2 separate regions of the Homo sapiens genome follow, and region 1 is linked to region 2. Evidence: chromatin loops called from intact Hi-C (ENCODE). Cell type or tissue: PC-3. All regions are shown on one strand. Links, peaks and the distances in the headings refer to the core of each region. The heading gives the core; the rest is flanking DNA.

Region 1 (11,031 bases), core at 3,762-8,761, 110 kb before region 2:
TCTATAAATCTCTTAAAAATGTTTTAGACTTTTAATATATCCTTAGATTTGGCTTGTTCATGTTTTGTTTAAGATTGTTAAAGCTGTTTGCATGGGAAATACTACCTGTAATTGTCCTTTTGAAATGTATCTGCTAGGTTTTGATATCAAGATTACACAGATCTCACAAAACATCATGGTAAGTATTCCATTCCAATTTTTTCTCTAGAATAATTTTTGCAAGATTAATGTCATGTCTTTAGCTGTTAGAAATCACCAAACTTCTAGTAGAAAACATCTGAGCATGGAGTTTCTTTTGGGGAAGGTTTTGAATAATGTATACAATTTCTTTCATAGATAAAACTAATCTGATTTTCTTTTTTCTGTGGGGAAAGGTAAGTTTGATGAGTTGTATTCTTTATAGGATTTTTCTCCATGCCAACCAAATGTATAGCCATAAAGTTTTCACCTTTTCCTTGTAGTATTGTTTTCAATTTCTAAATTTCTTTTCTTTATTATTTCTCTTATTTTCTTTGGGTTAATATTCTGTTCTTTGTCGAACTACTTGATTCAGATGCTGAGATTATTGATTGTCATTTATAATATATAAACCTAAGTGTATAATTTTCTCTTTGGGCATGTATTTAGCTATATTCCATAAATTTTCATATGTAGTATTTTCATTATTATTTGGTTCAAAATATTTTCTACTTTTCATTATGATTTCTTCATTGACTCATGGGTTATTTAAAAGTGCATTTTAAAATTTCCAAATATAAGAGAATTTTTCAGTTATCTTTTTTATTATTTCTAACATTATTCCACTGTGGTCAGGAAACATATTTAGTGTGATTTGAGCCCTTCTAAATCTGCTGCGACTTGCTTTATAGCCTACAATATTTTTAATTTCAGTAAATATTTTACATACATTTAATAAGAATGAGTGTTCTAGAGCTTTGTATGTGGTTATTATATTGTATGTAGTCAATTAGGTCAAATTTGTTAAGTATTATATTGAAGCATTCTATAGTCTTAGTGACTTTTTTGGTCTTGTTCTTTGTGTTACTGAGAGAAATGTGCTGAAGTTTTCCACTGTAAATGTAGAGCTGTACATGTCTTCTTGTATCAATAATTTATTTTATAAACCTCCTTGACAAAAAATGGTACCTGAAGAAATTAGGTGCTAAAACCAATAGCTTGTAATGCAGATCCTTTACTTTCAATCTTATATCCATAAAATATAATGTTCTACCTATATCTTTATTGATACAATATGATGGACAGAAATGACCAGTTTCCTGCTCCTACTCACTGGAGCCTCACCATTGCATTTAATAGAAACTAATCCAGAGATTCGCAAGCTGGAAGACCCTGGATTCAGGGCCACTGTTGGAGGCTAGCATTGATGTATAGCAGACAAGAGCTCAGATTTTGTTACTCACTCCATGCATAAAATAGCCATGGTACCACCACTGACCCACTGGCCATACATCCTAACTGCAGGTGAAGTATCCAAGTGAAAATAAACTTACTCTGGCTGCCACTACAACACTAAAAATATAAATTGAGAAAAAATATTTATAGTTCTTAGGCATGAGGAAAACCTTGAGTATCAGATTGAATCAACTGATTTCCTCAAAGACAGGGCCTATGCCTTATGGATCATTTTAGCTTTGGCACTGATTTTTCTGTTTGGCTTTGATAATAGTTGATATGCCTATGCCTTATGGATCATTTTAGCTTTGGCACTGATTTTTCTATTTGGCTTTGATAATAGTTGATAAATATTTGTTGAAGGAAACTCTTGGTCCTGCTTGAACAGAGAGAGAAGAACAATAAGTCATGTTTCAGTGAGGCTAGAAATCCATGACAGCACAGATAGGTCTCCAAGGCTTCAGCAGTATCAAAGACAATCACATTTTTCCTGGCAGAATACAAAATCACAAGACAGAAAAGGCTTTTTTTAGCAGGATCACCTGTCCTATGACTATTATCTTCCTATGTCATAGATCATTGGAGGAAAAGCCCTGGAAACTGGATCACCTTGCCTAAGATAAATCTGAGTTTCTTAATGATTCTTTTTTTCTTTCTCCTCCTCTTCTCCTGGTTTCCAAACCTAAAATGGCTTCCCTGCTGATTATCCTCCAAAGGCAGCATCCATTCTCCAGAATCACTAACTAAGTTCCAACGGAACAAGGATATATTTAATTTGGAGCCCCACAGATTAGTCTTCATTGCAGTATATTTGCAGAGATAATTATTTTAAGAGTAATATGCCCTTTAAAAAGCACACTGGTTATGTCTTCAGTTCTTAAGAAGAAAGTTAAGTTTGAACATAAATGAGTTCAGGAATCAAGTCTCAGTGCCCTTATATACTGGGCTAGTTACATGAAACTTGTAAGGCAGGAACTTCCATTAGCTATTAAATATTTGGGGTCTTTCTGACACAATGCAGTATCCCAAGTACACATAAGAGAATTTTGTTGTAGGTTTGTCAAGGCCCAAAGGGTAAGGATCTGTAATGGACACCAGTATACCAATATCTGTAAGTTTAGCTATGATCTCTCAGCAGAAATGATGGGTTGGACATAATACCCTGGCAGAACAAATGAGTAAAGTCAGTTAGGGTGCCAAATCATTTTCATAGACCAAGATAGATGGTATTTATCCTGCCCTTTCAAGGGGCTTCCTGTAATTCTTGGTGTTTGTTTGTTTTTGAGGCAGGGTCTCTCTCTGTTGCCCAGGCTGGAGTTCAGTGGCATAATCTCGGCTCACTGCAACCTCTGCTTCCTTAGTTCAAGCTATTCTCCTGCCTCAGCCTCCTCAGTAGCTGGGACTACAGGCACACGCCACCACACCCAGCTAATTTCCGTATTTTTAGTAGAGATGAGGTTTCACCATGTTGGCCAGGCTGGTCTCTAACTCCAGGCCTCAAGTGATCCACCCACCTTGGCCTCCTGTAGTGCCGGAATTAGAGGCATGAGCCACTGTACCCAGCCACTTCTATTTTTAAGTCATTAGTGGAAATAATTCAAAGAACAGGAATTGCCATAACCTTTCCTGAAGAATTACCTCTTTCGGAGAAACACCAACCACTTCCTTTGATGTATAATTGTCTCATCTGTGTTTGGCTGCTGGCTGCAGCAAAATCTATAAGACCTTATAAAGGAGTTGCATTCCACCCAACAGGTGGTCTTGAATCTGTGCACTCTATGTTCACAGCTTTGAACAAACTTCTAATTGGAAATACCACCAATCAACAGGCGAGATCTGGCTTACCTAGATTAGGGCAACAAGTTACACTCAAAAACTTGCTAAGTTGAAGGTAACTGGTTTCAATATTAATATTCAGGTCCTCTTGCCTCTCTGCTGTGAGTCAAATTCAATACAAAGCCAGTGGATCCCTAGAACTCCACTGATTCCCAAGATTCTCCAGTGCGAATCAGCTTCCTTGCTGTCTTTCACCTACATCCGTTGCATTAACAAGTCCTGTCAAATGTACTTTCCACGTACATCTTGAAGACACCCACTTCTCCATGTTCACTATGTCTGTCTTAACTACCATCTTTTCTCCTCTGGTCTACTTTAATGTCTCCTAACTGACCACTCAGTGTTTACTCCTACCTCCCTGAAGTCATCTCCATACAGTTGCAAGAATAGTCTCTTAACACAAAAATGTGATATTACTGTCAAACCTAAAATCTGTGGTCGTAAACGCCTGTAATCCCAGCACTTTGTGAGGCCAAGGCAGGCGGACCATTTGAGGTCAGAAGTTCGAGACCAGCCTTGCCAATGTGGTGAAACCTGTCTTTACTAAAAATATAAAAATTAGCTAGGCATAGTGCCAGGTGCCTGTAATCCCAGCTACTCGGGGGCTGAGGCAGGAGAATCACATGAACCCATGTGGCAGAGGTTGCAGTGAGCTGAGATCATGCCACTGTACTGACAGAATGAGACAGCATCTCAAAAAAAAAAATACAGTAAAATAAATAAATAAATAAATCCATTAATGACTTCTTTCATTTTACTCCAATCTCATTATTATCGTCTACCTATTTTCCTATTTTGAAGTTAATTTCGTGAGGGCAGAGACTGTAACTTTCTTGTATGCCACCGAATTCTAAAACCTAGAATTAAATAATGGGCCAATCAAACTGCAAGCCAGCTTTCTATCGCAGCAGACTCACCACAGGGTCACTGTACTAGATTCAGAGCCCAATTCAGGGAATTCCTTTCCAGATAATACCCTGAGGACTGGGTCCTGGAGGTCTTTGAGAAGACTGATGGTATTGTCCCTGCTCCACTTTTGCAGCACAAGAGGCAATGGGAGTATTACTGAATGCAGTGTCCATAGGGAGTTCCTGGCCAGAGCCAGGAACAGAAACTGAAAATGAGTTACCCAACCAAGCAGGAATAGAGAAAGAATAGAAAGATAAGGAGGCAATTAAAATAAAGAATAAAAGCAACCTGGGAAAAGATCTTTAGAATCAGATGCTGAAGAACTGGGACTTTAAAAATTTCTGATCCTAAGAGTAGATAGAGTGATAAACTTTAATACTCATGACTTGACCCTTCTGGAAGTAAGTAGTGTCAGAAGCAGAGGGTCCACACGTTTCAAACCCTCACCACCATGTTAAATGCACACAATTCACTTCAAAATGTACCTGTTCACTCACTCACTTATTCATCCATTCATTTATAACATTTTTTGAGAATTTGTGAATATTCTTTGGAAACATTAAAATACACTAAAATGCAATTTACTTCAAAGCCTCTGGCTGTTCATCTGTAACAAGACAGATTGACCTTCTCACTTCTCATACTCTTCCTTCTTTTGCTCATCACTCAAGATTCAGTCCAAGTCCTTCTTTCATCTAGAGTTTTTCAAGTTCCCTGCTGGTTTCCCTTTATCTGAGCTCCATTAGCATATACGATTGCCTCACATCTTTTAAAATGTGAAGAGTGGCTATCTGTATTATTTCTTAAAGACTGGCACATTTTATTATGTCTGGTGTGTTTCTCACATTGAACTTAGCTCAGACATGCATACTTAGTGCGTGATAAATGCTTGGTACATATTTCAAACATATTGGCTGGTTCCCGTGGGGTCATTGTTCCCAGATTAGAATTCTAGTTGAGTTATTCCTCTTATTCTCTAGTTAATTTGTATATATGAAGAGATCTTTCTCAGCAGTTATAGACTTATTGCATTTGTCTGCCAGCCAGAACCCATTCTTGTGCTCCCCCAAATGGGTCCTATAATATCACTTTGGCACACTTATCCCTGCTGGTGGATTTCTATTTATACCATTTGGGTTATTGGCTGCCTTGTGTCCTTTAATGCAACCAATATAGGAATTCTGAAACTTTAAAAGTAAATACATCTTAAATATATATACCCAAACACATATTCATTTAAAGAATACTAATAAAATAGCATTTTTCAAGATTATTGTACTTTTTAATTTTTTTAAATACATGGAAATTATAAATGTTTGACAGAGAAAAGAAAATCCTTATAATCCCAACTTCACAATAAACTTCACATTTTGTAAATATGTTGGCATTTTTGTACATTTCTGTCCAAATGCACACAATCTGGACAATTCACTTTGGAGCCTGCATTTTTCTTCTTCTGCTTCATATAGAAATCAGTTATCATATGCTTATCAGTTACCTCATATTCTTTATGTTATCCTCTTTGTTTTGAACCTGTCAACTTCCCCTGAGAAGATTAAATGAAATAAAAAGAAGGTATGGTGTACTAAATATTATATTAGAAATATTATTTTTTCTGTATTGTATATCCTTGAAAGAAGTATTTTTAATATTTCTTTGGTATTTTATACATTATTTGTGTAATTTAACTGTTACTAATATTGTAGCCACCAATTCATGGGTGGAGGCGGCAATGCAAACACTAGTTTCTTTTACTTCGGCTTATGTAACTGGTCTCCCTCCCCTAGATGTCTGTTGTCAGATCACACATACACAAACACCTGCAGGATGTGGCTCTGTGGGGGGTGGTCAGAAAAGGCATATCAATCTCAGGATGTGAAAGGGCGGGAGGACAGACAAGGCAGGATGAAAGCAACTCTCAAGTGGAGTCTTCTTCAGGTTCAATTGCTTTTATAGCTTTCCTCTTGCTCTTTGTGCAGAGTTGGAAATGTGATATTTTAAAGTTAGTTTTTATAGAAACAAATGTCAAGACAGGTGAGTCATCCTGATATCTCTAAAAATAAACTCAGGTTGTCAAAGAAATCAAAACTTTGCCTTCACGCTTAGCCAGCAAGAGAACAAGAGTCTTCCCACCCATGGGCTGTGGAGCTGCTTGAAGTAATCCCAGATTTTGAGGGCAGTATGGGGTTGGAATGAATGAAACTGTGAAGCAAAAAGAACTTTGGATTTTGGCTATATTCAACTCAAAAACGTCCTGTAGGAAAGAAGGAGAAAAATTATTTGACTATTTCAACTGAGGCCCGAGATAGGAATCCTAAGGGAATACTATCTGTAGTGGCCAAGGGAAAGCTTCTCTTTCACTCTGAAGGTTCATGGAAAGTGAACTGACAACAGACAGGTTAATAGGAGAAAAAAGGCATACCAAATTTAAGGTACATAGCATGGAGGGAATTTCAGTAGAATGGCTACCCAATAACTCAAATGAGTTCCAGATGTTTATATACCCTTTTTTTGTAGAGGGGTGGGGGATGGGGATGTAGGAAATTAATGAGCCCAAAGAATAATGGCCTGGGACAAAGTTCTTCTGTGCTCTGGGGGAGGTGGAAGAAAGGTGGCGGGGGCAGGGGCAGTGCATAACTTTACTGTGAACAAAAATTATCTTATTATGCAGATAAATCCTCCCTGGTAATCTTGCAGAGATTAGAATAGTCTCTGAGAAGAATCTCTCAGAAGAATAGATAAAAAGCCTATCTAGGCAAGGTGACAACTCTTGGAGAACTTCTGTTCTCCAGTTCTCCAGTGGTTAATCTTTCCCGGTTATTGAATGAGATCTTAGGGAGGGGGTCCTAAGCCAATTGTATTTCTTTTGGAAAGGAACTTTCTCAGATAAAGAAATTCCAGGTAGATTTCCTCTCAGTGCTTCAAGAAAGAGAATCAGAGAGACAGGGAGGCAGGGAAATGTTGGCGAGAGAGCTTGAGGCTGCTTCTTCAGTTCAGCATGTCAAAGCATTATATTTGGGGCTGTCGTTTTCTGAACCCCAAGATTTCCATTGTGCAGATTTTAAATGTAGCTTTGTCAGCAGCCCAGAGAGTTAACATGTGATAATGAGCATCAATAGTGATCTGAGTTCTGAGGGAGAAAAAAATGCCAAAGCCCTCAGTAGGATATTTAGGATCTCAAGCTATGCTCAATATGTGCCCTAATGTAGACATAATGTGAAGATCAAAAGGAAATAAAAATTGAATTCTAACTTTAGAGATAGTAAAACCATCTAATATAATGTGGCGGTGCCCCCACCCAAATCTCATCTTAAATTGTAGCTCCCATAATTCCCTTGTGTTGTTGGAGGGACCCAGTGGGAGATAAATGAATCATGGGGGAAGTTTCCTCCATACTGTGCTCCTGTTAGTTACTAAGTCTTACGAGATCTGATGAGTTTTAAGGGGAAACCCCTTTCACTTGGCTCTCATTTCTCTTCTTTGCTGGCCGCCATGTAATATGCGCTTTTCACTTTCCGCCATGACTGTGAAGCCTCCCCAGCCATGTGGAACTGTGAGTCAATTAAACCTCTTTCCTTTATAAATTACCCAGTCTCTGGTATATCTTTATTAGCAGCGTGAGAACAGACTAATACACCATCCTATGTTTGTTTTCTTCTCACTTTCCTCCTCCATGGCCCTCTCTCGCATTTCAACAGTCACCCTGATGGCCAGTACCCTTTGGCTGCCCTGCCTTGGCCTGCCCACTCAGTGACTGCATACTTCCTCCTGCCTGCCTGAGAATCCCAACTGGTCAAGTTTTGGTTTTGTTTTTTGTTATAACTGAGCTCCTCCATACCCTGTACTCAAGACTGATGATACAATGGTGAACAAGACAAAGTCCCTGCCTTCACAAAACTTACAGTGAAAAATGACCCCCTCTCTCTCTCTGTCTCTCTCTCTCTATATATATATGTGTATATATATAAAATATAGATACTATAGTATTTCATATATTATTTCGACTATATTATTTTTATATATTATAGATTTTATATATAGTATATAGAATTTCATATATTATGAAGAAAAAGTAATATATGAAATTCTAACATATATGTAAAATACAGTAGAATTCTACTATATATAGAATTCTATATATATAGTAGAATTCTCTATATAGTAGAATTTCATAAATGAAGAAAATATAGGGTAGAAGAAAGAGTGTGTGAGGGTACAGAGGTCTCAGAGATATTCTTTCTTCCATTTATACATGTCACACTTACATGTGGTATATATTCAGAAGTACAAAGAGGTATACAGTTTAAAAGAAGCCCGTGTGTGCAACCCTGGCATTCCAGCCACCCAGTATATCCCTAGGAGGCAACCACAGTTAGTGGTTTTTCAGATATCCTTCCAAAGATATTCTACGCATATTCAAGCATAAATTAACTTATATGCTCATGCATATAAAACATTTTATTATGAAAACTTTCAAATATGTGGTAATGTTGAATGCATTTTACAGTAAACATCCATATACTCACCACTTCGATTCTACCACTAACATTTAATAGTACTTGTTTTAGCATTTATCTATCTATTTATCCACCTGTCTTGGACCATTTTGTGCTGCTGTAACAGAATACTTGAGACTGGGTAATTTATAAAGAGAAGAGGTTTATTTGGCTCTGGTTCTGCAGGTTGGAAAGTTCGGAGGCATGGCACTAGCTTCTGGAGAGGGCTTCTATGGTGCATCAGAACATGGCAGAGAAGTTCGAAAGGAAAGTGACACATGTAAAGAGACAAAATCCCAGGAGTGTCTTGGCTTTTTAACAACCAACTCTCCGGGGAAACATTCCCTCAAGAACTAATCCAGTCTCATGAGAGTGAGAACTCACTACCAAGCCATTCGTGAGGGATCTGCCCCATGACCCAAACACCTCCCACTAGATGCCACCTTCTAATATGACCACATTGGGGATGTAATTTCAACATGAGTTTTGGTGGGGACAAACTATATCCAAGCCATAGCACTATTTCTTTAATCATCTCTCTTTTTTAATGCATTTCAAAGTAAATTGCAGACATTACTATACAGCCCTCTAAATACTTTGGTATGTATACCATTAATTAGAGCTCAGTATCTGTTTACATTCTCTTTTGATATAAACTTGAAATACAAAAGTTTTAAATGTCTTTCAATCCATGACCATGATATGGCTCTACATTTGTTTGTGTCTTTTAAAATTTCTCTCAAAAATGTTTTGCAACTTTTCATGCATTTTGTTAAATTTACTTGTGTGTTTTACGTTTTCTGACGCTACTCATACAGCATCATGCTTAATGGTGTAAGACTAAAAACGTTTCCACTAAAATTAGGAATAAGATACAGATGCCTGCTTTTGCCACTTCTATGTAACCTAATATTGAAAGTTCTAACCACAGCAATTAGGCAAGAAAAATAAACAAAATTCACCCAAATTGGAAAGAAAGAAGGGAAGTTATCTACATTCACAGAGAACAAAATCCTACATGTAGTCAACCTTAAATATTTGACATAGACACAAAAACAGTTAGCAAAACTGTTAGAAATAATGCATGAATTTAGGAAAGTTCAGGATGCAAACTCAACACACAAAAATTAGTTTTATTTCTATACACAGACAATGAACAATCCAAAAAGAAAATTAAGAAAACAATTACATTTACACTAGCATCAAAAAGAATAAAATAGGAATAAACTTAACTAAGGGGGCACCAGGGTTATACGCCAAAAACTACAAAATACTGCTGAAAGAAATTAAAGACATAAATAAATGGAAAGGTATCTCATGTTCATATATTGGAAGACTTAATATTGTTAAGCTGTCAATACTACCCAAGGAGATCCACAAATTCAAAGTAATCCCTATCAAAATTCCAACAATGTTTTTGGCATAAGTAGATAAACTTATCCTCAAAGTCATATGTGATCTCAAGGGATCCCAAATAGCTAAAACAATATTGAGAAAGAAGAAAGTCAGAGGGCTCACACTTTCTGATATCTGTATCTACTATGTGGGCACCAAGGCCCTTGTTCCACTAAAGGTTCACTGAAAATCGCTGACATGAAACAGATTGATTAGTAGGAGAAAAGGCATACAGATTTATTTAATGTGCATACACAGGTGTCTTCAGAATGAAGACATAAAGATACAGGGGAAATTGTTCATTGTTATGCTTACATTCAACAAAGTATGGACAGCCATGTAGAACTATGATTGGACAAAAAGTCCATGATTTAATGTGAATAGACTGAGTGGGGAAATCCAGCAAAGCCTGTCCATCTAGATTCTTTTGGCCTCTGTGAGCATGTATGTCTTCCTTCTGGGTGTGAGGGCAGAGTCCTCTCTGGAATGGGGGTCTTAAGATCTACATTCAAACAAGGCAGGTCAAATAATTTCTTTATGGTCAATTTTTACATGGAATATGTTTAGGTTTTATGGCTGCTTTTCAGGAAAAGGGGTTCTGGTTTCTACAACCCAGCTTGAAAAAGAGGGGTTCTAGTTTCTATGGCCAGCCTTGGGGGAGGATGGGACTGAGAGGAGGGTAGGGGTAGGTCAGATAAAAATCTTTTGTTTCTGAGGCTACTGCTGAGGCCTTCATTTTGGGATAGTGTTTTTGAACTCCAACAACTACAAAGCTACAGTAATTAAAGTAGTGATACTGGCATAAGTATTGACATATAAGCAAATGGAATAAAATAGGAAGCCCAAAAATAAATCCTTGCACATATAATCAAATAGTTTTCAATGACGATGCCAAGATCATTTAATGGGGGTAAAGCAGTCTTTTCAAAAAGTGGTTCTGGGAAAACTGGGTATTGAAAATCGTGTGAAAAAATGAATTTGG
Region 2 (11,031 bases), core at 3,531-8,530:
TTCCTCCAAATTGTTTATAAAGTAAATTCCTAAAAGCAAGCCTATATTCCCAGTAAATTATTATATGCATTAGAGACATGCTTATACAAAATGTTTTTTAGCCTCACAGAGGCAACAGACAATTTTTTTTTTCACTTGGAAGCTTCCACTTGCCACAAGTTTGTCCCATATACTCATGTTCATTTCAGAGCTAGAGACAGAGATACTAATATAGTTAGAAATACAGACACTCCAAATAAACACGTTAGAAATAATATCCTTCCTTTTTATTATCCTGAGTATAAAAACAACTCCAGAATAGCAAAAGTTCAACCTGAGGGCATTATATCTACAAAGAGAAAACGAATCTCCCTTGCTGTAATTCCACTTTGCTCCCCACTGCTCTCTTCACCATTTTCTTGCAGAAGAAATCCTCTCATCGAGGCTAGTAATATTCAGAAATTAATGGGTCTTTAAAAAAATAAAATTTGTGCTCATAAAAGTAGAGAGTAGAATTGTGGGTATTAAAGGCTAGGAAGGGTAAGGGGGAGGAGACAATGTAGAGAAGTTAACAGATACAAAATTTCAGCTAGATAGGAGGAATAAATTCTGGTGTTCTGTAGCACTTGGGGTGAATAGGGTTAATGATAATTTATTGTGTATTTTCAGAAAGCTAGAAGAGCAGAGTTTGAATGTTCCTCACACAAAGAAATGATAAATGTTTGAGGTGATAGTTATGCTAATTATCCTAATTTAATCATTATGCATTGTAAACACTTATCAAAATATTACTCTGTATCCTATAAACATGTACTATAATGTGTCAGCTAAAAAATTTAAAAAGTAATTATTGTTTTTTTCCATGTTATTTCAAGTAGTTATCAACCCATGGGACAGCTTGGCCACAGATAAGATCTCAGGCTTTAGAGTAGGGCAGCTACGGGTTTGAATTATGACTCCCGCACTTATTTAGCTCAATGTTCTTAGTGACTTATTTAACCTAAGTTTCAGTTTTTCTCATCTGAAAAACAAAGATAATCACAATTCAGAACTCACACTCTTGCTGTAAGGATTAAATGACAATATAAATAAATTGTCAGTAATTCAATAAATGTTTGCTGTGACTATGATGAGATATTGGAGCTAAAAGATGCATGAGAGCTCATCTAGGACATCAAATAGCTTAACCAATATTAGATGCAGTTCTCTTAATTCCTAGGGTAGGAATTATGCACTGTATCAAACTCTTGCACAAAAATGTGGTCTGTGCAATTTTAAACTTGGTGCTAGAGGTCTAAAGAGAAATTAAATATTATAACTTCTTGAGTTTTGTAAGAGATGATATGTGGGTATCTGTGTCTGAGGGCAGGTTATGCAGTGAGAGGACTGCAGTCATCTTTATAAAAACTGCTTATTTCTCAGGATAGCTTCTTAGTCTTCTCAAGCCAAGGGCTCTACTGCTTCTTAAATATAGAAATATCATTCAGTCCTACACTAGATTCCTGTCTTCAGGAATCTATATCTTAAGTCCCAGTAAAAATCCTTTACAGGCCAGAGGTCTCATTTGTGAAAGTTCTTTTTCCTCCCTAGATTTTGCTTACATAATTTATATGGTTTTTTTTTTTCAAATCCTCAAAGACAAGTATGCAGAAGTAAGATTGGGGCTATATTTCCAGGCAGGTTTTAGCATTTAAATTTTCCCTTCTTGTAGGAAGAATAACCCCCACCTCCCAAGATGTCCACATCCCAATCCCTGAAAAATGTGAATATGTTAGGTCTCATGGTATGACGTTTAATATTGAGTGTCAACTTGATTGAATTGAAGGATGCAAAGTATTGTTCTTGGGTGTATCTTTGAGAGTGTTGCCAAAGGAGATTAACATTTGAGTCAGTGGACTGGGAAGGGCGGACCCACCCTCAAGCTGGGTGGACACAATCTAATCTATTCCAGCACAGCCATAATAAAACCAGGCAGAAGAACATGGAAAGATTAGACTGGTTTAGTCTTCTGGCCTACGTATTTCTCTCATGCTGAATGCTTCCTGCCCTTGAACATTGGACTCCAAGTCCTTCAGCTTTGGGACTTGGACTGTCTCCTTGCTGCTCAGCTTGCAGACGCCCTATTGTGGGACTTTACCTTGTGATCCTGTGAGTCAATACTCCTTAATAAACTCCCCTTTATACATACATCTATCCTATTAGTTCTGTCCCTCTAGAGAACCTTGACTAATACACATGGCAATGATGAATTAAGGGTGCAGATGGAATTAAGATTGCTAATCAGATGACATTAAAATAGAGAAATTACCATGGATTATCCAGTGGGCCTGACATAATCACAAAAGAGTCCTTAAAAGTAGAAGAGGGAGGAAGAGTCAGTAAAAGATATGTGATGATAGAAGTAGAATTAGAAAGATGAACTATTATTGGCTTTGATGATGGAAGAAGAAGGTTCTGAACAGAGGAATGAGAGTGGCCTCAAAGCTGGAAAAGGCAAGAAAGCATGTTATCACCTAGAACTTTCAGCAAAGAATGAAGGCCTCATGACGCCCACGCTGATTTTAGCTAGGTGAGACCTGTGTCAGACTTGTGCCCTATAGAACTATAAAATAATGTTTGTGTTGTTGAAGCCAACAGTAAGTAATTAATCTAATTAGTAAGCAATCACATATATATGATTACTTACTAATTAGATTAATTATATACTATATATACGATTACATACATATATATGATTACTTATTAAGTAATGATTACTTAGTAATCATATGTATATAGATATACATATATGATTCCCACATTTAAGCAGAGGTACATAATTCAATTAATCATGTGATTAATTGAATTAATTATGTACCTTAGCTTAAATTTGGGAATTTCCCATGTACACAGCCAATTTTTAATCATATGACTATGATTTAGACAGTCATCAGTAAGGGACTTTTGTTAATAAAAACACATAGGAATAAACTGATTACTATCTCAGCTCTTAGTCACAGCTCAAAATGCACCTTTGACCAAATTACCAAACCCATTCTTTCTCTCAAATTTCCAGATGAGGTCTGTAATCCTACTAGCACACATCATTCATCATGGCTAAATTTATAAATTATGAGATTCAAGTGAAGGAATAAGATGGTTTCTTCCTCCATGGAAAGAACAGGATGAAGCAGTAAATGAATGTCTAATATGTTCCAAGTATAAGGAGCTTTAAAAATATCACATTAAATGCCAACAATAATCTTCATAAACATGTACCCATTTTAGAGATGAGATAACTTGGTCCAAAGAAATTAAGTCACTAAAGTTCATGTAGACAGGAAAATTTAGAGCCTGGATTCTACCTTAGGCATTTTGATTCTGAGCTCATGCACTTCACCACTGCCTAATCTGCTCGACTGTACATGCTCTCATACAATGAGCTGTTCAGGTAGCAGTGGTTAGGAAGAAGCTTGGTTTTAACAGAAAGAAGCCTTTCACAGTCAATTAAAAATAGGCGTTCTAAAACATCTGGAAGTAGATCAATTGTAAAATGAGAAAAGCAAAAATGTTTAAAGATTAAGAAAAATTTCATACCAAAGTAATTCAAGTCTTTCTACACTTTTAGTTTGCACTGTAGCAAGAAAAAATAATTATGCTGAGATAAATCATTTATTTCAAAATTTGCTAAAGCCATCCTTCATATAAGCAATTATTTCTGTTTTATAGATCAGCAGCATGATGTTAAGACAGTTGTTTATAATATATGCATTATTTTAAAATATATATTATATGCAGTAAAGTAATATTAGTATATATGATATATATATTATATGCACTATTTAAAGTGCATATATTAATGGTGCATATATTATGTGCACTATTTAAAATCCATATCCCATAAAAAACTTATCCCATCATTGGGATGATGGGAACAAAAATGTGTGTAAACACATTTATTGAAGAAAAATGAAAATGTCTAATTTGGAAAACTTAAAACTCAATAAAAATTTCTTTTTTGTAATGTCATGTAAATAATGTTCACAGGAACAAACTTTGTGATAATTAAAAAATAGAAAATATACCGAAGTGTTGATCAACAGAGGAATATATGTATGAAATATTAAAATATGGTGGAGTCATACACTGAAATGTCATACAGCGATTAAAATGATGAGCTAGAGCTGTCTATGATTTAGACAGTCATCAGTAAGGGACTTTTGTTAATAAAAACACATAGGAATAAACTGATTACTATCTCAGCTTTTAGTTACAGCTCAAAATGCACCTTCGACCAAATTACCAAACCCATTCTTTCTTTGGAATTTCCAAAGAAAGATGCTCCAACATGGATAGATCTTAAAAGTATTAAATTGTGTTTAAAAGAAACCAAAGTTAGTGATAACAGTCATACAGTAAAATACCATTTATGAAAATTAAAACATGTAAAATAAAATTATATTGTTCATGGATACATATGTAGAAAGTTAATATATAGAACATGGGACTGAGGCAGGGCGCAGTGGCTCAGGCTTATAATCCCAGCACTTTGGGAGGCCGAGGAGGGCAGATCACGAGGTCAGGAGATGGAGACCATCCTGGCTAAAAAGATGAAACCCCGTCTCTACTAAAAATACAAAAAATTAGCCAGGTGTGGTGGCACGCACCTGTAGTCCCAGCTACTTGGGAGGCTAAGGCAGGAGAATCCCTTGAACCCGGGAGGCGGAGGTTGCAGTGAGCGGAGATTGTGCCACTGCACTCCATCCTGGGCGACAGAGTAAGACTCGTCTCAAAAAAAAGAAGGAAAAACAAAACACGGGCCTTTGAAACACACCAAACTCATTAGGATGTCACAATGAAAGACTGAGAAAATTACAAAGAAAATGTTTTGTTCATTTTTATTAAGAAATATCTGAAGCAAAATATAAAGTGTTTAACTATGGTAGGATCATGGATATTTTATTATCTTTTCAGTACTCCACAATAGTTACAAAAATATTTTTAAAATTCAATTATTTGAATATTTAAGACAAAATGCATTTGGAATGAACAATTCAAAAAATGATTTCAGTTTATCATAATATCAAAACAGTCCACTTCCAAAGTTTATAATAATCATATAGTTTTCAAGATAAACAGGTAATGTTGGACATTCTACAGAATGTAATTCAGGGATAAAATAGAGATTTCAAACTCTCATGAGCTTAATACTGGGTTTTACTTCATAAATTATATTTGTTCTAAGAATCTACCCACCTGTCAGCTCAACGTGTCTATCTATGGCTCTGTTTGATTTTGGGGGGCCTGGGGGTGAAGGTGCAGAACAATAACACAACAGTAAGCTTCAGTGTATGCAGTAGTTGAAATGATTTCATTCCTCAGACCTTGTTAATCACTAAGGATCATCATAAACTGTGAAAAAGACTACAAAAACTCTGAGTCACCACCAAAATGCACAGACTTGTATGGCTGGCAGAGTTTTTTTTTTTTTTAATACATCACTATGTAAACAAAGCCAGCTACTGTTATGATGTCTAAGCAACAGGGCATGAACTCCTCACACAGGTTGGGCCCATTCTTTTACACATCTTTTTTTTTTTTTTTTAAGTGAAGTTGTCACAGAAGACATAAATCTACACTAAGTTACACAAACATGGAAAATAAGTATCAATACCATGATGGGAATAAATGGAACCATGTAATAGGATATGAGTGAGGTAGCTGATCTTCAGTAACTTTTTTCATCGTATAGAGCAGAAAGTATCAGAATCACTGATCTCTACTAGAGAATTTGACAAAATTCAATTTGCCATGGTAATTGTTGTCAGATCATCTGTAATATGCCCAGAATTGTGTTGGGAAAATTGGGAGAAGTTTAAAAGATGCAAATCCTCTTATAAATATCCTGAAAATAGCATATAGTTCTTAGATAAGTAATGATTAGATAGAATCCTGAAACTTTGTCCAGAAGTTGTCTGTGAGGCCCTCAAAATCTCTTGGGTTCCTTAAAATTAGTAAGAGGTGTGTCTTTATTCAAAAACTGTAAAATCAAGGTATCCACTACTTTAATGAGCTTAGCAAGAGCTTTAAAATGTATTTTTAATGTGCACTTTCTCTTAATTTTATATTTGTAATTTCAGTTTTCTTTCTCATCTATTTTGCAGAATCTGGAAGTATCTGCTTTCATCTAAAAACTTTAAATTCCCTCTCTGGAATTTCTGATACCAAATTACCCTCTAATTTGGTATCAAAAGTTTGAAAATATCACTATTTTATTTATTATTATAGTCAACTTTTATCTTTATATTCAAATTTTCTGCTTGAGTTTTTTGTAACCATGTTAATAGAAAAATCAATGGCCACTATTCCTACTATACATTTTTTTCAGTATGATTCTAAGTTACCTAAAACATGAAATTAATTAAGCAGCTGTACAGTAATGCCCAGAATAAAGCCAAAGTGTGATAAAGTAAGACATTTTCATGCTTTTCTTTGCTGTTAATTTTGAAAATGTCCATCTTATCAATGTATTTATTCATTAATTTGATAAATATTTACAGAGTGCTTATTATGGGCTAGACATTTTTATAAGTTTGGGGATATAATGATGAGCCAAACTCATCATTATGACTGTGAGAGACACAGTCGCTGCCCATATACAGGGCTTAATATCTAATAGGGGAAATTTCTACCAGACACAAAATAAGAATGAATTCAGGAGGCAAAAATGTGTAGTGTTGTCAAAGATTACCTTTAAGATAAAAAGAATTTAATGTTTTACTCTGTACCTGGTATAGCAGAGCATTCAAAATCCCAAAGTCCAAAATGCTCCAAAATCTGAAACTTTTTGAGAACCAACACGATACTGAAAGGAAATGCTCTTTGGAAGATATTGGATTTCAGATTTTCAAATTTGGGATGCTCACCAGGTAATATGCACAAATATTCCAAAACTCAAAAAATTTCAAACCGTAAAACACTTGTGGTCCCAAGCATTTTGAGTAAGGTATAATTTATATATATATAAATTTAAAGACTTTATTTATTTATTCAAAAAAACAGTCCAACCACCTTTTCTATTGTATTTCTTCCATTTTTATAAACAGAAACATTTTGAAAATATTGAGATTTCTATTATAATGCAGATCCTTAAGAACATTTGCTCTCCTGTATTTTAAACAGGTATACTTAAGAAGGACAGAGACTGTGGGAAATGACAAACCTATATTCACCTCTCAGTCATGTCAGATTTTTCATGCACTCTCACAGAGTGCAAATAAAAGTTTGTGTCACAATTACTATCTATCTTTTGGGTTTGGGCAGTTCTACTCATAATATCTTGGAGAATGACAGGATCAAGAAAAAGAACAGGGACTCACAGATGACAGCATAGCAGCCCAAAACAAAGGCCAAGACAGGAAGGAGGAGGCCAGAGAACACTTACTGGTAAGTGGTTGGGCTGACATTGATGCGCCGAGGGTGACTTCCCGACTCGAATTTGCTTGCCAGTGTGACATTATTTCCAAACAGGCAATAACGTGGCATTCGCACCCCAACAACTCCAGCCAGCACGGAGCCTGAGTGAATTCCTATCCTCATCTAAAGAAGAATGAAAGAGGAAAAGGAACATATTTGTTTCCATTTGGTATGCAATTATTTTAATGAAAGGCACTGCTAATTAATAATAATAATAATAAAAAAAAACTATGAGCTCCTCAAAGACAGGAACTGAGTCCTGGTCATTTTTGTGAGCCTAATAGCTGGATCATTATAGGGCTCAAAGAAGATAAATGCTATTGAATACACAAATAAATAGATTAAGTATATGAAAAAATTTATGTTTAATTTGCTACATAAATCTGGTTATGTTACAGGTTAAATCAGATTTCATCTGTATGTAATATGGTCTAACTTGAAAAGTATATTTTTCTCCACTTTCTCCCTCCAGTTATTCTTAAATAAAACCTTATTTGTTCCTTTCATAGCACTAAACATAATTATAAATTAAATATTTATATTTCTGTTTATTTTGTTTAAATGTTGGATTTTCCCATCAGAGAAGGATATAGTTATATATATTATATACATGTATATAATATATATAACTATATATTATATATAACTATATATAATATACATGTATATTATATATAGTTATTAATAATTGTATACTATATTGTATATAATATATATAAATATATTTATATATATAAATTTATATATATTTATATTTTTATATTTATATATATTTATATATATTATATAAATATATATAAATTTATATATTTTATATAATATATATAAATTATATATATTATATATTATATAAATTATATATTATACTATGTATATATTATATATAAGTATATATAATAATATATATTCTATATTTATAGAATAATATATATTATTATATATTTATATATATATAATAATATATATTATTCTATAAATATAATAATAATATAATATATTATATTATTATATAAATATGTTATATACGTGTATATAATATATAGTTATATATAATATATAGTTATATATTATATACGTGTATATATTATATACACGTATAGAATATATAGTTATATACACGTATAGAATATATAGTTATATATTATATACACGTATAGAATATATAGTTATATACACGTATAGAATATATAGTTATATACACGTATAGAATATATAGTTATATACACGTATAGAATATATAGTTATATATTATATACACGTATAGAATATATAGTTATATATTATATACACGTATAGAATATATAGTTATATATTATATACACGTATAGAATATATAGTTATATATTATATACACGTATAGAATAGTTATATATAACATATAGTTATATATTATATACATGTATATAACATATAGTTATATATAATATAGTTATATACATGTATATAATATATAGTTATATATAATAGTTATATATATTATATACATGTATAAAGTATATAGTTATATATAATATATACATGTATATAATATATAGTTATATATAATATATAGTTATATATATTATATACATGTATATAATATAGTTATATATATAATATATAGTTATATATATTATATACATGTATATAATATAGTTATATATATAATATATAGTTATATATTATATACATGTATATAATATAGTTATATATATAATATATAGTTATATATTATATACATGTATATAATATAGTTATATATATAATATATAGTTATATATTATATACATGTATATAATATAGTTATATATATAATATATAGTTATATATTATATACATGTATATAATATAGTTATATATATAATATATAGTTATATATTATATACATGTATATAGTATATATATTTCTTTACTGCTGAATATTCGACATTTAGTATAGTACCTAGAGCAAAGCAGGTATTCAACATTAGTGATAAATGTTGAATAAATTGGCTGAATTCCCCATTTAACTCCATTTTAAAATGGAGTTAAAATAGAGACTTCAACCCTTGAGACAGTCAATAGGCATTGATTAAAAATTCTGAAGAGTAAATTAAGTGCTGTGTATTTACTCTCTGATTAGTCTGTCTGGTCCATGCCTTGAAAAAGCTCTCAGTGTACAGTTGTTATATAATTAAACACGATAACAGTAATGGGGTTATACTGACACAGTCTACACCAAATAACTGAAGCGAATGGATAACAAGTGGGAGATGATATCCTTAGTTCTAGGGGAATGTAGAGTGTTCCTTGGAGGGAGGAAACCTGACCCCTAGATGCCTACCAAGTAGCCAAATATCACCCCTTCACCACCAGGCTCTCTTTGCCACTCTGGTTGTAAGGAAAAAAGTCAGTCTGAGAACAACCCTTGTATTGGGGCTGGAGACTTCTGCATATATCAACTCATAAAAAGATAGGTTGAAACTAATGTGACCTAGCTGCATCCCCTTATAACCTTTTCACCTACTTTTAAAAAATTGACTCTAAAATTTATTTGAAAATTCAGTATGGTAGAAAGAGTCAAGATATATCTGAGAAAGATGACAAGTTACAGTATTTGCCCTACCATAAACATATCTAATTAGTGCATGGATAGCATCATATAAACAAATAGACAAATGGAGCATTTAACCCAGAAAGGCTGCCATGCATATGTAGGTGCTAGATTTATAAAAGAGTTGGCATTTCAGATAAGTGAGAAAAAGATGTCTTTTTTATTAGAATGCTCTGGATCAACTTTGTTTTATGTGGAAAAAACATTCCAAGTAAATTAAAGATCTTGATGTAGCAGACATAACTTCACAGCTTTAAAAATAATTGTATTAATTAAGAAACAATTGGTAGTATCAGTAAAACTGCAAAATATAGATACTTTGAAAACATAGACTTTTATTTGTCTTTCAATAATAGTTCCTAGATGGGTCATCCAGATTGCCAGGCTGCTCTATTCCCCTCAGTAATTCAAGGACCTGGTCCTTTTCATTGGTCCTTCTTCATGTCTTGGCACATATCCAGAGCACCCTCATGTTCCAACTCATGGGATGTGGAAAGATAGCAAATTTATCATTTAAAGTGACCTTCATTTCTTTGTGTAGATCCATTTGTATCTGGTATCATTTTTCTTCTTCCTACAGGACTTCTTAAATATTTCTTATACTGTAGGCCCACTGATAATAAATTCCCGCTGCTTTTTTATGTTTAAAAGTCTTAATTTTGTCTTCATATGTGAAAGATACTTTCACTGCATATTGAATTCTAGGTTTAAAGAGTTTTTTACCCCCAGTAGTTTAAAGATGCTGCTCCACTGGCTCCCATCTTGCATCATTTTGGATAACAAATCTGCTATCATCTTTATCTTAATTCTTCTATATATAACATATCTTTTACTTCTGGTTGCTTTTAAGTTTTTCTTTTATCATCAGTTTTAGGTAATTTAGTTATGATTTACCTTGATGTTTTTTTCTTGTGTTTTGGGTTTGTTGAGCTCTTGGATCTGTGGGTTTATAGTTTTTATCAAATTTGGTAATTTTCTATTTCTTTGAATATTTTTTTCTGTCTACCTCTCCCTCTCAGAGATTC

Evidence for each region. Peaks named below come from ENCODE experiments on the same cell type or tissue, not always from the same donor. Only the 100,000 strongest peaks of a DNase experiment are listed, where the experiment ranks them.
Region 1: a loop joins it to region 2, with 5 times the contacts of the local background. A loop is called at or near these places in 1 of 110 quality-filtered maps.

Annotation. Positions count from the first base shown.
Region 1 is chr11:106,588,891-106,599,921 of GRCh38, forward strand. All of the region lies in intron 1 of LOC124902744 (a long non-coding RNA gene), which reads right to left. Among named protein-coding and RNA genes, the nearest start is that of GUCY1A2, 420 kb to the right of the region's middle. In PC-3, for the core only: no CTCF peak of the experiment used is centred there; a DNase peak (open chromatin) is centred at 6,091; H3K27ac peaks cover 389 bases.
Region 2 is chr11:106,701,110-106,712,140 of GRCh38, forward strand. It overlaps GUCY1A2 (guanylate cyclase 1 soluble subunit alpha 2), which reads right to left. Exons shown (of 8, transcript NM_000855.3): 7 at 7,403-7,557. Among named protein-coding and RNA genes, the nearest start is that of GUCY1A2, 310 kb to the right of the region's middle. In PC-3, for the core only: no CTCF peak of the experiment used is centred there; a DNase peak (open chromatin) is centred at 5,432; H3K27ac peaks cover 1,272 bases.